Linked DNA regions of Homo sapiens: region 2 is linked to region 1. A link is an interaction called in ENCODE POLR2A ChIA-PET data of the cell type or tissue named here. Cell type or tissue: CD4-positive, alpha-beta T cell. All regions are shown on one strand.

What was found. ChIA-PET counts read pairs that join two places held together with the same protein. Peaks named below come from ENCODE experiments on the same cell type or tissue, not always from the same donor. Only the 100,000 strongest peaks of a DNase experiment are listed, where the experiment ranks them.
Region 2: POLR2A ChIA-PET joins it to region 1 with 8 read pairs; 18 of 35 experiments call an interaction of 5 or more read pairs at or near these places.

What each region holds. Positions count from the first base shown.
Region 1 is chr12:25,376,244-25,378,743 of GRCh38, forward strand. No RefSeq gene overlaps it. Among named protein-coding and RNA genes, the nearest start is that of KRAS, 130 kb to the left of the region's middle. In CD4-positive, alpha-beta T cell, no CTCF peak of the experiment used is centred here; a DNase peak (open chromatin) is centred at 1,378; H3K27ac peaks cover 1,693 bases.
Region 2 is chr12:25,279,867-25,282,366 of GRCh38, forward strand. No RefSeq gene overlaps it. Among named protein-coding and RNA genes, the nearest start is that of KRAS, 30 kb to the left of the region's middle. In CD4-positive, alpha-beta T cell, no CTCF peak of the experiment used is centred here; no DNase peak of the experiment used is centred here; H3K27ac peaks cover 491 bases.

The DNA.
Region 1 (2,500 bases):
TGGTCCAGCTGCCTCCAGGCAGCCATAGCTCCTGGACTCCGGTAATACCACCTGTCCCTTTGGTCCCTCCAGCTTTGGGGTAGTAGCCCTGCTCTGCCTTATTCCTTATAAGTTTCCTGTTTTCTATCCGCCTTTTCAGTTTTTCTAATGTCTTTTCAAACAAGTTCTCCATAATTAACTTTTTACTATTAAACTTGCTGGCATGGGTTCTGTTTTCCTGAGCAGACACTGACTGATAAGAGTTCTCCATATTCAGTTAGTAACCAAGCCTTGTCAATCTGTAGCTCTCTATATTTCTCTTCACCTTTTTTTGCTGCCCTAGTACAGTCCAGCAACTCATACCTAGACTAACTTCTCCATTTCCAATCTTTTGACCTTCAGTCTAATTCCCCTTAAAGACTTACTCCATGCAACCACAAAAAAAAAAAAAAAAAAAAAAAAAGGAAATCATGTCCTTTGCAGCAACACGGATGCAGCTGGTCACCATTATCCTAAATGAATTGACACAGGAACAGAAAACCAAACACTGCATGTTCTCACTTATAAGTGGGAGCTAAACATTGGGTACACATGGACACAAAGATGGGAGCAATAAACATTGGAGATTCCAAAGAGGGAAGGGAGGGAAAGGGGCAAGGATTGAAAAACTACCTATCGGATACTATGTTCACTACTTGGGTGATGGGATAATTAGAAGCCCAAACTTCAGCATCACACAATATACCCATGTAACAAACCTGCACATGTACCATCTGAATCTAAAATAATAATTTTTTAAAAGAGGACTATAACATGAAAAAAAGAAAAATAGTCACCTTATTTTGCCCTTGTCACTATTAACCTCATTGAAAACCCCTCCAGGCTTGGTGTGGTTGCTCACGCCTGTAATCTCAGTACTGTGGGAGGACTAGGCGGGCAAACTGCTTGAGCCCAGGAGTTGGAGACCAGCCTGAGCAACATGGCAAAAACCTGTCTCTACAAAAAATACAAAAATTAGCCAGGCGGGGTGGTGTGCACATGTAGTCCCAGCTAGCTGGGAGGCTGAGATGGGAGGATTGCTTGAGCTTAGGAGAAAGAGGTTGCAGTGAGCTGAGATCACACCACTGCACTCCAGCCTGGGCGACAGAACAAGACTCTGTCTCAAAAAAAAAAACCAAAAAAAGCAAACCCCACAAAACCCCCCCCAAATAACCCTCCCCTTCCCTGCACCCCCTCACCCCCGTAACTCTTTATATCTTACACAAGAGCTAAGCTCCTTAGCATGAAGGACAAGGCTTTTTACAACCCATCTCTACCCTAGCCAGCTTCCTCTCTTGCTTCTCAAGGTTCTAGTAACAGCACATTGCTTACAACACTGGCTCACACACCCACTCACATTATGTGCATACACACAGCGACTCATATAAACATCCTGCTCTTCCTTCTCGCTGGTCTTGTCAGTTTCCTTCTTACCTATCTACTTCTGGCTGACTTTAACTCTCCTTCAAAACGCATCTCAGAAAGAATGTCTTCTCTGGAAAGCTTCTCTGAACACCCACGCTGGGCTGCCTCTGGGCTCATGCATACTTCTATGACTGCAGTTACCATGTTTTATTAAGATACCCTGTTTACAAGTCTTTTTCACTTATGTGGAGTGCCTCAAGAGCTCCAAAAATGCCCTCCTCATTTGTCTATGCTTCCATACTTTCTATCAAGAGATACTGGTGGAAATGAACTGAGCCATATCCCCATGTGCCCTGGCAGCCCAAATTAGAAACCAGTGAGTCATCCTTAATTTCCTTCTCCTTTACCCCCACATCCAATTGTCAATAAGTCCTCACTATTTTACCTCAGAAATTTCTCTGATATCTTGACCCTTTCTCTCTCACTCCATAGCCACTACCCTAATCTTCTAAGTCTGTGTTTTTAAGCTTTCTTCAACCATGACCCACGGTAAGAAATACATTTTGCATTGTGACACAAGAAATGCATTCTGGGCTGGATGTGGTGGCTCACGCCTCTAATTCCAGCACGTTGGGAGGCGAGGCGGGCGGATCACTTGAGGTCAGTAGTCCAAGACCAGCCTGGCCAACATGGCAAAACCCAGTCTCTACTAAAAATACAAAAATTAGACAGGCGTGGTGGCTGGCACCTGTAATCCCAGGTACTTGGGAGGCTGAGGCACGAGAATTGCTTGAACCCGGGAGGCAGAGGTAGTAGTAAGCCGAGATGGCGCCACTGCACTCCCAGCCTGGGCAACAGAGCGAGACAAAAAAGAGAGAAGGGAAGGGAAGGGAAGTGTAGGGTAGGGTAGGAGGGGAGGGGAGGATTCTGTGAAAGCAAAATATCTTAGGCCTCCAAAATCACTATGGAGAACTCAAGCTGGAAACTACTTAGGGCAAACCTGCCTCTCATTCTATTCAAAGTCACCCCTTTGCTCACTGAGATAGATGCATATCTAATTGCCTCCTTTGGGAAGGCTAATCAGAACCTCAAAAGAATGTAACTGTTTGTGTATCAC
Region 2 (2,500 bases), 96 kb before region 1:
ATTCCATGCATATACTACTCTTTGCATGTCAGTGGTATGCTCTCAAACTGCCTGCTTCCACGTGGCCATCTTATGGTGGGGTCTATCCTTTTCACTTTTGCCTTCAGAGAAGAACTGACTCTTTTCCATGAATTCCAGTTAGAAAAGTCCTGGAGAAAAACTCTCATTGGCCCAACCTGCTCATGTGATCTCTCCAGTGGTCATTGGTTTGGGTACTATGCTGTCTGTTCCCCCAGAATCATCTAATTAGACTTCAAGGCAGAGAAGTTTCCTAAAGTAAGTAGTGCTATTCCCAGAAGAAGGGAAGGATTGGGAGACAATTAATAATAGTGGTCTATGAAAATTAAATATCATCAGTTACATAAAAACTGAGCACTTTGGCACCTTTATTTTTTCACTACTCTGCTGTGAGCAGGCAACAAATACCTCTCCTCCCTGCCACAATTTCCTGTTACTAAATTTTACCATGAATATACTGTTTTTTCTTTATCAGGTACAATCTTTTTTAAACAAAAAAGCCTTTTAAATTCTATTTCAAAGGTTTGTTTTAAAAGCTATAGATTATACATTAGTTTAATTTGATATCAGTGTGATTTGCAAATGTTTCAAATGAACAGTGCAGGTGCTGACTAATTTGACGTTAACAAAAGATAATTATAATGGTAAAAGCAACAAACAGAACATTTGAAATCTGGAAGAAGATGAGATTTGAAGAAAATGCTAAGGACATCAAAATTGGTTCTCTATCTACATATTTATAATATTTGATGTAAGAAGATATCACATGTATACCCACTAACATATATCTATATACTTAAATATGTTTTTACAAATACATACATATTTATGTGCTGTATACACATATGTTTACATATGGGTGTACATGCATGTATGTTTACATATATGTGTGTGTGTACACATATAATCCTACAGTGTATTCAGAACAGACAAACAAGGAAGAGATATACTCACTGCTGACACTATATGGTGAAATATTAATGGTCTAAAAAAAACAGAACTCCTCAAATCCTCCTTCTTTCTTCTACATAGAGAACACTGAACTGTCAACTGGAAAATGTAGATCAATCGTTGCTAAAAAGAACCTGAAGCTGGCTGGGCGCAGTGGCTTACGCCTGTAACCCCAATACTTTGGAAAGCCAAGGCAGGGGGATCACTTGAGGTCAGGAGTTTGAGACTAGCCTGGCCAAAATGGCAAAACCCCATCTCTACTAAAAAATACAAAAATTAGCTGGGCGTGGTGGCATGTGCCTGTAAGTCTAGCTATTAGGGTGGCCGAGGCATGAGAATTGCTTGAACCCAGGAGGCGGAGGTTACAGTGAGTTGGGATTGCGTTACTGCGCTCCAGCCTGGGTGCCAGAGCGAGACTCTGTCCAAAAAAAGAAAAAAGAAACCTGAAGCCAAAGACAGATAAGAGAATAATAAGAAAGCATCTAATTGCTTTAATCAATTCAATACTTCTGGCTGAGACAAAGTTACTACATACCTTGCAAATGTGCTTGAAAACTCGATTTCAGTAATCTTTTAGAAATCATGAGGTTTTTCAAGTAGGTTATGCTGCCCAACTGTTATTCCTGAGTCAAACCCAGAAATATTTCCTACTATGGATGTGAATAAACCAGAGTGCTTTCAAAAGGTAAAGCAGTAAATCACCTCATCCATCTAGTAAGAACAAGGGCTGTATGCCTCAGAAGTGAGACCTAGAGAGAGGTTCAGTACAATCCAAGTGCTGGAGTCAGTCCATACAAGTTGCCCAGGGGATAGTCAACATCATCCACATTTCACAGAAGATGGGAAAGGGACCTCAGAACCTGGGGTCATTTATTTGAGCTAGACTTGCCACACCCCTCTTTTAGGAAACCCTTAGAGAGATAACTTTCTTATACATCCCATGAGCCTTTTAGAAAACCATTTTCATGACAGGGAAGCCATAGGACAATCTTTTGTCTCCTAGACAAATCAGTTTCCAATAGAAATATTATGCAGTCCACAAAGGCAAGCTGCATATGTAATTTGAAGTCTAGTGGCCAAATTTTAAAAGGTTAAAAGAAATAAGTACAATTAATTCAATTTTGCTTATTTCTGATATATTAAAATATTATCATCTCAAATGTAACCAATATAAAACATTATTGAGATACATTTTATTTTTTGTTGGTACTAAGTCTTCGAAATTCAGTGTGTGTTTTAAACTTGGTACATCTCAATTCTAACTAGTAACATTTCAAGGGCTCAGTAGCCGCAAATGGCTAGTGGCTACCGTACTGGACAGCATAGCTGGAGTCTAAGGTCACAGATAAGAGGTCCTCAAAATATTGTTTTTCTTTTTCAGGATGACCTGAAGACTTAGCAAGATTGTTCTTGCCCATGTAAAGGGGCAAAGCTGTGATTCCTTATGAAGCCCAGTTTCTGATTTCTCAGCTCCTTTCCATCCCATGTCACATACATGTTCCTTCCTTTTGGTCAACTTCATAATGCTAAA